Linked DNA regions of Homo sapiens: region 1 is linked to region 2. Evidence: read pairs that join two places in POLR2A ChIA-PET (ENCODE). Cell type or tissue: PC-3. All regions are shown on one strand. Each heading gives the region's core, and the rest is flanking DNA. Links, peaks and the distances in the headings are about the cores only. Region 1 overlaps PRKG1 (protein kinase cGMP-dependent 1). Region 2 overlaps PRKG1 (protein kinase cGMP-dependent 1).

Evidence for each region. Peaks named below come from ENCODE experiments on the same cell type or tissue, not always from the same donor. Only the 100,000 strongest peaks of a DNase experiment are listed, where the experiment ranks them.
Region 1: POLR2A ChIA-PET joins it to region 2 with 5 read pairs; 3 of 35 experiments call an interaction of 5 or more read pairs at or near these places.

The regions. Positions count from the first base shown.
Region 1 is chr10:51,681,473-51,686,862 of GRCh38, forward strand. The region is part of intron 3 of PRKG1 (protein kinase cGMP-dependent 1); the gene reads left to right. Among named protein-coding and RNA genes, the nearest start is that of CSTF2T, 15 kb to the right of the region's middle. In PC-3, for the core only: no CTCF peak of the experiment used is centred there; DNase peaks (open chromatin) are centred at 1,299, 1,419, 2,149 and 4,509; H3K27ac peaks cover 1,430 bases.
Region 2 is chr10:52,227,353-52,232,742 of GRCh38, forward strand. All of the region lies in intron 9 of PRKG1 (protein kinase cGMP-dependent 1), which reads left to right. All of the region lies in intron 1 of LOC124902425 (a long non-coding RNA gene), which reads right to left. Among named protein-coding and RNA genes, the nearest start is that of PRKG1-AS1, 84 kb to the right of the region's middle. In PC-3, for the core only: no CTCF peak of the experiment used is centred there; a DNase peak (open chromatin) is centred at 2,099; H3K27ac peaks cover 600 bases.

The DNA of each region.
Region 1 (5,390 bases), core at 177-5,176, 550 kb before region 2:
AAGTATTTGCTAAATTAACCAAGTGAATGTTAAAGAATATACTCATTAGATGCTCCTTAAAAAAACCCCTCAGATTTCTCTCTTATATCTCTAACATTGGATTTTGATGTAACTCAGAATGTGGTAGTTCCCAAGTAATGGTAAAATATGCATAATTATAGGATTTATGTCATTTTAATACACTTCACTTGAGCTGGTAGTTTTTCATAAAATCTTTTTTTAATACATATAATTTTGTAGGACTATTTTCTTTAAGTAAGGCTCAGAAATACTATTTATAGGTAAAACACAAAGATAGTAGATGAGGATTAATTAAATCATAACATTTTGATGCATTTATTCTGAAATGTTTAATTGATATTATAACATGTTGTGTACCACCTTTGAAACCAGGAAGAAAGAGCTTTCAAAAGTCCTTTCACTTCATTCATAAAACAAACATTGAAGATATATGTGCGCTATATATATAACATTTTAACAAATAGTGCAAATAGTTCCTCAAACTTTTCTATTGGGTTATTAAAGTTTGTCTTAGATAAAGAAAGCACATTTTTTGGATAATCTGTCCTCTATTGTACTGGATAAATCTATAGGAAATAGAAATATACAAGCCATAAAAGCTCAAACCAGATAAAATCCTGATACCATTTCTATTGGTTTTTCTAAAACAGGATTTCAGGAGCTTGAAACTTCTTGGGTCAAACAGAGTCAGCTGTTAGAGGGTTTTTCCACATAAGATTGCCTTCACCATTGTCAACTTTGTATTAGATTTCTTCTCGTACAAAATATAGCTTTGCTAAATAAAGAAATACGAGGAAAGTGGTACAGGAAAAAAGTGGCATTTTTCTTCCTCTGCCCAGATCTTACAGTCGGCTCCAAAACACAGCCCAGACCTCTCTAATTTAAAATGCCTCCTTCTCTGGTAACAAATCTTCCTTGGAGTGTCTCTTTCCTCTTCTGAAGTAGAAGTCCTCATAGCTGATCTCGTTTCCTCCATCTTCTAACCCTCTCTTTCTCAATGCCTGGAGAAGCAACCAGTGCTAGCTCATGTTTCATGTGGCTCCTAGAGTTTCCATGCCCATGGGTTTTTTTGTTTGTTTGGTTGGTTGGTTGTTTTTTAAGGAATAATAATAACTGGCACATATCACATATCAAGAACTTATTATATGTAAGCATGGTACAAGTGCTTTATCAAACAGTCCTCCTAACTACCCTTGGAGGTAGTTTGTCCAGTGTACAGATTTGAAAGTGAGGTGTAGAAATGAGTCACATGGTTAGTATGTGCTAGAGCCAGAATTTGAACACAGGCAGAGATTGAGCTCTTTACTATAACAGTGCCATCTTTGGAAAAGCACTCTCAATTCCCTTCAGATTCAACCAATGTCTTCAGAGCTGTAAACCATGAAAATGATTACCTACCTGTTCCAAAAGGGTTAAAGAATATCATTGAAAACTCTCTCTTCTACCTCTGCAACTTGACTCCTCCAATTTCTGTCCAGTTATTAAGTCATAAAATAAATAATTCCTTTCATATTTTAGGGACACTGTTATCTGATTATCCATTTACTTACCAGAGAAATGGTGAAATCATGAAACATGTTATTTTATTTATAGTAAATAGATCACAGGGAACAGACATTTCTCTGCATAAGCTAAACAAATAGCCAGTAAGCACATGAAAATGCTGAAAATAGTTAGCCATCAAGAAAATGCACATCAAAACCACAATGAGGCCAGGCACGGTGGCTCGTGCTAATCCCAGCACTTTGGGAGGCCAAGGCGGAGGTTGCAGTGAGCCAAGATTGTGCCACTACTCCAGCCTCTGCAAGGGAGTGAGGCTCTGTCTCAAAACAAAACAAAACAAAACAAAACAAAACACCACAATGAGATACAGCTTCATATCTGAATAGCTATAATTAAAAATAAAAAAACAAGTGATGACAGTGTTACTAAGCAATCAATGGGCTCATTGCCCAATGCACATAGAGGTCATAGTGCTGGCTTTTGAGAAAAGAAAAGCTTTATTGCAAATCCACTGGCAGGGAGATAGAAGGAAGCCCTCAAATCTGTCTTCCTGCCCTGGGGTTTGGGTAGGGTTTTATAAGCATAGGGTAATGAGATGTGATCTGATTGGATCTTGCAATGAGCTGATGTTGAGGGCATGATCTGACTGGATCCTACCATCATAGGGTGGTGCCACGGCTTGATCTGATTGGAACCTGGACCCTGCCATGCAGTGTTCACTTCTTAATTCAGTCCCCAACCCTCAGTCTGAAAACTTAGGTTCCCCCCACCACCCTCCAGCCTGTGGTTGCACACTTGCTTCATCTGGGCATGCTCAACCTGGGAGTCCATGGCAACTGAAAAACTCACAACTTTGTTACAAAAAAACAGAATCAGATTGGTCTATTGCAGTTACAAGAGGATGTAGAGAAACTGGAACCCTCATTTGTTTTTCGGGGGAATGTAAAATAGTTTGGTCGTTTTGGAAAACAGTCTAATGGTTCCTCTGAAGTTAACATAAAGTTCCTATATGATGTAGCAATTCTACTCCTAGGTATATACCCAAGAGAAATGAAAACATATGTGCACACAAATGTTCACACCGGCACTATTCATAATAGCCTGAATGAAAACAACACAAATATCCATCAACTGGTGAATGAATAAATAAAATGTGGTATATTCATACAAAAGAATACTAATTGACAATAATGCTACAACATGGATAAATTTTTTTTAAAAATTATGTTAAGTAAAAGAAGCTGAAGACCATACGTTGTATGATTCACTTTTTAGGAAATATCCAGAATATCTATAGTGAGGAAAAGTAGAACAGTGGTTGCCTAAGGCTGAGAGTAAAAGAGTAGGAAGTGGATCCAGTGTTTCTTTCTGGGGTGATGAATATGTTCTAAATGTAGGTGTGGTGGTGGCTGCACAACTCTATGACTATCGTAACAACCATTACATTGGATGCTTTAAATAGGTGGATCTTATGGTGTGTAATTTATATGTTGATAAAAATGTTAAAAAAAGACACCATGGGAAAAATAGGTCACAGGATTGTTTAAATTAGATATTGACTAGAATTACTTTATATATATATATAAAATTTGGCCAGGCGCAGTGGCTCAGTCCTGTAATCCCAGCACTTTGGGAGGCCGGGGCAACAGATAGTTTGAGCTAAGGAGTTCGAGACCACCCAGGTCATGGCAAAACCCTGTCTCCACCAAAAATACAAAAACTTAGCTGGGCATGGTGGTGCATGCCTGTGGCCCCAGCTACTCAAGAGACTGAGGTGGGAGGATCGCTTGAGCCTGGGAGGCTTAGGATGCAGTGAGCCAAGATCACGCCATTGCATTCCAGCCTGGGTGACAGAGAGAGATCTTGTCTCGATTAAAAAATATATATTTAGTTTTATGGATTTCTTATAAATTATTGTTATTCCATATAAGTATGTCTTCATTCTAAGTTTTGGTTTTCATTGCCTCTATAATCCTAAAACCCAAGTCTAGTACTTGGTTCTTGGGAGAAAAAACAACAAGAAAAAACATAAGGGCAAAAGATTGATTTCATAAATTTTTCACTGTTGCCCAAAAATCACATGTTCTAGACCTGTAATGACCTTCATCACTTAGTGAAAATGATGCCTAATATTTCTCCACATTCAGCCCTCAGTGTGGATACTGTTCGACCTTATTACTTGTCTCTTTCATAAAACTGAATGATATAATGGGGACAGTAAGGGCTTGGAAGTCAGACAAACTTGGATTCAATGGTGCTTCCACCTCTTATGAGCTGTTGTGACTTAGGGCAAATTAGTCAACTTCCTCCAATTTTAGTGAAGTTAAAGATGCTGCGTGTCAAATGCCTGGCATTTCGTAGGTTCTCAATACATGCTGTTTGTATGTTATTTATGACCCAACCTTCCAAAAGAGGACATAGAACTCATAAGTGGCATGTGTTGGTTCTGGAACACTTGCAAGAGCCTTGCTACTAACTCCCTCCCTCAAAAATAAATAACTCCACTCCCCCTAATCTTGTGGCTGATGTCTGAAATTGCACTATTATAGTCTCTTTCCATCAACTCAAAGTATTTGCTCACTGTGTAAATTAAAATGCCTATTGGAATTAAAAAACATTTTAAATAATTATATTTCATGTCTATATCAATATGTTATATTTCATTTTTTATTAAAATAAAAGACTAGACAAAAAAGCTTCCATAATGTGGTGGGGAAGACACAGAAGACTTTCTGAACAGCTGGAAATGAACTGGAGACAGCTCCTCCTGCTTGGGGTGACCAGCCATGATCATATATGTGGAGTAAGTCTGTGGTTTTGTGGGGAAAACAAAACAACAACAAAACAAAAAAAGTAACTATTCCTCCCTCATTCTTTCCTGCCTCCTCTCTTCTTTGAAGAGACCACTCTTCAGCCCTGGTCATTTGTGAGCCTTTGCCACAGTGCTGGCCCTGAAAGGAGATCAGTTTCACAATCCTGCTTGGCTGGCATGGGCTGAGTCACTGACCAGCCCATCAATCCCCTTCCTTCTATGTAATCCTGGGTAAATGAAAGAATGGGCAAGAGATGCAGATAAGCCTCTTTTTTCCTCTACCCGGAATAATCCAGCTTGAATTCCTCAGGACGAGTAGTTTTGGGCCATTTTATTTTACTTTATTCTTTAACTTTTAGGTTCAGGGGTCCATGTGTAGGTTTGTTATACAGGTAAACTGCGTGTCGCGGGGCTTTGGTGTACAATTAATTTTATCACCCAGGTAATAAGCATAGTACCCAAAAGGCATTTTTTTCTGATCCTCTCCCTCTTCACCCCCATCAAGTAGGCCCCAGTGCCTGTTGTTCCTCTCTTAGTATGCATGTGTTCTCGTTCGGCTCCCCCTTATAAGTGAGAACATGCAGGATATGGTTTTCTGTTCCTGTGTTAGATTGCATAGGATAATGGAGCTTTGGCCATTTTAAACCAAGGTTATCACTGGCCAAAGCTCAACTAGCTTGCTTGTGTCAGTACAGGCACTAACTAGGGGAAAAGTTTCTAAAAACATGTTTATCTGAAAATGATGACAATGAAATCCCCACCAATCAAAGATCCTATAAGCCATCTTCCTTCCAATTCACAAAACATTCTAGTTAAGCACATTTGTTTCCCCCATAGGCAAACAAAGCCCCAATTAGGACTGGAATGCAAGTAGTCTGAACACATGTGAAAAGGGAAGATTCTTAAGTTCCCAATTTTTCTTTACAACCTTTTTTGTTTGTTTGTTTGTTTGTTTTTTCTTTTTAGAGGAAGGCTAGAGTGCAGTGGTGCAATCTTGGCTCACTGCAACCTCTGTCTCCCTGGTTCAAGGTATTCTCCTGCCTCAGCCTCCCAA
Region 2 (5,390 bases), core at 78-5,077:
ATTCAACCAACCACAAATAAAAAATATTAGAAAAAGTTGCATTTGTGCTGAACATGTACATACTTTTCTTTCTATTATTCCCTAAACAACGCAATGTAACAACTATTTACGTTGTAAATAAAGCATTTACATTGTATCTGTTATTATAAGTAATCTAGAGATAATTTAAAGTGTATGGGAGGATGTGCTCAGGCTATATGCAAATACTACACCATTTTATATCAGGGACTTGAGGATCTGTGGATTTTGGTATCCACAGGAGATCCTGGAACTAGTCCCCCATGATTACCAAGGGATGACTGTATGTTCTATTCAGAAATGAGAACCCACTGCATTTAGTAAAATATAAAGACATGAATAATAGAAACATCTTCTATAAGCAGCACAAAAACCATAGCATAGCATTGCAATGATAGATTAACAACAAAACATAGAACTTTACATTTTCTACTTCTGGGTGAAGTTGCACTGCACATGTGCCCAGTTATATTATTATTGTCGTTCTCTGGGTAATGCGTGAGAAATCATTTTGTAAGCAATGAAAACGTGGTAATTTCCTTGTTACTTCTTAATTTGTGTTTCTAATTTCAGATCTCTTTCCCTTTCCAGAGGAAGTTAGCGATGCCATAGCTTTAATGTCTGTTTTAGCTGTAAAACTCTAATGTTCACTTTCTCTTAGAAAATCTAAAGCAGGTGATACATAATTTCTCACGATTTGGAATTTTTAAAAGGCAAGTAAATTTGAAGGTCGAGTGTGGGTAGGTTAAGGGGAAGTCAGAACACTGGTGATGTTTTCTTGAATAAAAAGAAAACCTTTCATCGTAATGCAATTGTCAACTGCATCACCACCATAATCATTATAGTCTCACTTTCATTCACTTTGTTTAAAATCCAAAAATATTCTGATTTGGATTTTCAACAGGAAGTAAAAAGAAAAAAAAAAAAAGAAATGAAGAGGTCGCAGCTAATCCAGGGATTTAAGCCACTGCGTTGCTGGTCTCAGAAGGAATCTGGTCTGGAAGGAGGAGACCTGAACTAAAGGAGAGGGGGTTCTTGCTCTTAAACTCTTAGAGAAAATCTTTTCACTTGGAAACCTACTTTTTTCCATTCATCCCCACTGGGTAAACTGATGAAATTTAGCCTGGGAATGAGAGGCCTATATTACAAGTTTTTCGCAGTGGTTCTTAATGCTCTTCTATGCGTTTCCTGTTTCATTTTACCTGAGCAAACATCTGCTCCCCTTTACCAAATGAAATTATATGAAAGGATATGGCACAGTGCCAGGCACGTAAGTAGCTGCTCAGTTTTAGTGGAGCACATGGACCTGTAATAATAATAACAATAGTATCATACACACAGTGCAAAGCTTTTTCTGACAAGTCTTAGCTTGCTCTTGTGTGCCCATATCTAGAGTACTGAAGACACAAGTCAGAATCTGTGCAAAACAGACCAGGATCCTCAGGTCTGCATCACTGGGCAGAAGTGGGTGGTTGATAATATTTGCTGGAATAAATAGCAATGAAACACCTGCACTAAGTGAATTCCAATGGCTTATCATGTCAGTTCGTCTCAGAAACATTAGCCTTTTTATGAGTTTTTATTCCACTGACATAGCATATCCTCAAGTTATATTAATTGCATATTAACAGCATAGCTAATAAACTCACATGACATGATGAAATGTTGCAAATATGCTTTGATGGAGCCTAAAGATTAGATCTTTTATGTACTATTTTTTTTTCTGTTGTCATTTGTCAGTAAAAGTGATAAAGAAGGGATTTACTCTCTTTTCTATTTATTTTATTTTCAAAATTTACCTCTGAGAATGTCCCCCCAATAAACATTACTCAAAGGGGTAAAGACATTATAAAAGACCTTTTTATCAAAAGAGTATTCAAAATGATTTGCCAAAGGCAAGAAAGTAGAAAATCTGAGATTTAGCTTTCCCCTTCTGAAAGGTACACTTACAAATTTCTGGTCAGCATGAGATACCCATAGCTTTCACCTGCATATTACTGAAGAAACCAATGATATCCTCTGTACCTCTGGAACATGGCCAGGTCTTTTCCCATTTCCCAATGAACCACCCTCATGATGGCTTTGAGGAGGTGAGTCATACTGAGTAAGCCCCAGGAAAATGGAAGAGGGGTCTATCTACAGGATGGAGTCCCTGAGTGGCTTCTTGGCAACTCTGATTTTGGCAACAGTTGGTCCTCAGAGAGGACATCTCAGACTTTGTGAATGCCTCTCAGGAATCATTTTCAGCCATTTCCAGCCTTTGGATTATGATGCCTGTTGCCTGATTCTGTATCTATTGCCTGACTGTGGCTTAGAGCATATTGATGTATCATCTGTCTCCTACAAGCTCAGGGAATAGTTGAAGGTAAGCGTCTTGTGCTGAAGCAGCATGAGGACTTTATGCTTTACTTTAGTCTATGTGATGACTCGTAAATTCCATATTTACTGAGAGGACAGTAGAATTGTGAAAAGTATATTAAATTTAAATTTCAAAAAGGGAGCCTTCACCTACCCTTCTTTTAATAAAGAGTCTAGAATAGATTGTAGAAATCCCATGCTTCCTTCATTATATATTCCATCATTTTTAGTTTGGTCCTTTTATTCGCTGGTACCTGATTGTATACAATATGGTTCAGAAATTAAACCGTGAAAAAAAGCATAAATTGCAATATACAGCAAAGTACAAAGAGTTAACAAAGTTTACCAGGACCAACATAAAAACACCAATTAGAACATTTCAAATGAAGAAACTGAGTATTAGGGAAAGGGTCAAACCCCAACATTATGGCATGTTTGGATATTCATATGTGCCTACATTAACTTTATATAGTAACACCTTACTTATCTCTAGTTTGCTTGCCAAGCAACTCTCATACCTAGATCCCAGCCAAGGGGTGAGGGAAGTGGAAACTTAGATCAGCCAAAAATTCATGGACAGAAAATCAGGCAATTAGTATTAACAAAACAGTACATGGCACTAGCAAAAACTCCATGAAAAATAATGATCATCTTTTATTATTATTACTAATGATTGCTTATAGCTTTGTTTCACATGCATTCTCTCATTTATTAATATTTATGATAACCCACTGAAGTTGGTTTGTTGATCATACCCATTAAACAGTTGAAGAAAACTGAGGCAGATGAATTAAGTAGCTTGTTTAGGTGGCCAGTGAGTAATGGAATTGGGATTTGTCTGAAGAAGACTGGCTCCAGAGGTTATGCTTCAGTTGTTGTATATTACTGCCTCCTTTATGCATCTTCATGCCAGGCACTCATCGCTCACATGGATATAGTATAGGGACAATTCTCATAAAATTGGCTATCTGGCTTTATAGCTTATAGAAAACAAGTATATTTTGGTCAGAGATGGGGAGTTAAGACAGGTTCCTTGACCCTATCAAAAGATAATGCTTAAAGTCTGATCAACTAATAATGCAAACCATAGAAGTTTTATTGGAGTCATCTTAAATAGAGGTAACATCACAGTGATTGTTTATTCAAATGTTGACCAGGCATCATCCTCTGAATGTTCTGCTACATAGATTATGCCTTAATTGGTTGGAAGAAAACAACTATCCTAGAAATACTGATTATCTAATTTTTTAATGGGGCAAGAGAAATCTATGTGGTCATTAGAAGGGATAAACTTCAATAATTTGAATTATGTGCTTCTTCATGGAGCACCCCATTTTTGATGGTGTTAGGTAATTAGGTGTTACTATTAAAGGCGTATTTATATTTTGGCTGGGTGTGGTGGCTCACACTTGTAATCTCAGCACTTTGAGAGGCTGAGGCAGGAAGATCACTTGAGCCCAGGAATTTGAAATCAGCCTGGGCAACATGGTGAAACCTGGTCTCTACAAAAAATTCAAAAAATTTTGGCCAGACATGGTGGAGGGTGCCTGTGGTCCCAGCTACTCAGGAGGCTGAGGCAGGAGAACTGCTTGAGCCCAGGAGATCAAGGCTGCAGTGAATCATTATCTCACCACTGCACTCCAGCTTGGGCAATAGAGCTGGATCTTGTCTAGGAAGAAAGAAAGAGAGAAAGAGAGAGAGAGAGAGAGAAAGAGAGAGAGAGAATATTTATCAATATGTTTAAAAGATTCCAGATCTAGAAAGTATCCCATTCAGCTTACTTTCCGTAATACTTAGGGCTTAGATTAATGACTGAAGAGTCTTTTGCTTATTAAGCAAACTTTTGATTCACCATTACGCTAGGTAACAAATTTCATTCCTTATATTACCTAAGAAAGGTCTTATCTCTGAACAAATACTCTAGACTGTTGGATTTAAGAATAGATAGATAGTAATAGAACTCCACTTCCTGTATACAAATGTATTTCCTAAACGCACATGAGAATATATGTTAGCAGCCTGAAACCTAAGATTGCAGTGATTCTTATTGCTGCTCATTTCTGTTTAAATCTTTGTTTCCTAATCAGCAAGTAACACTCTAGAAATTAACAATAACATTTATGAAACTATTTCAAGTCCTTTCTCTTATTGGAAACAGATTTGAACCTTTTCTAGCTTCATGCATAGGATGGAACAAAATTTAGGGGGAAAAAAGTTAACAGTGCAAGCCAAATAACTCAGTCATATCAGGGTCATTTTGTTTTCTTTGCTGGTGCTTTGATTCTTCAGACTTTAGCAAGAAAGACCTGTAAGAATGTTGTTTCTACACTTTGGGAGGCTGAGGCTGGCGGATCACCTGAGGTTGGGAGTTCGAGACCAGCCTGGCCAATATGGTGAAACCCCATCTCTACTAAAAATACAAAAATTATCCGGGCATGATGGTGGGCGCCTGTAGTCCCAGCTGCCAAGGAGGCTGAGCCAGGAGAATTGCTCGAACCCGGGAGGTGGAGGATGCAGTGAGCCGAGATCACGCCATTACACTCCAGCCTGGGCGACAGAGCTAGACTCCATCTCACAGAAAACAAACAAAAAAACAAAAAACAAAAAAAAAAGAATGTTGTTTCTAAAACAATTCTCAATATAGCAGTGGAATTTTTGGCTCCAGAACATCAATGTATCTTTTTTATATAAAACAAAACTCCACTGATAATTATCTATTTTGTATTATGTATCTTAAGTGGTATCTTTGTGCAAATAGTATATGCTATTGAATAATTTCTTTACTACCAGAATATCCTTTATAGTTCAGTAAAAACAGAACAATTACTGCTAAAAATAGATTCTCTCAATTTGCAATTGTTTGCCCCATATTTCATATATTTACATTAAGGTTGGTTCATATTTTGTTTTTCTTGTGAGTGGCCAAATATCACAAGTACTACAGAAATGAAGATACCGTGTGACTACTTCTGCTTCTGTTCAGGAGGGACAACCCCTCCCTATGGCTTCACACA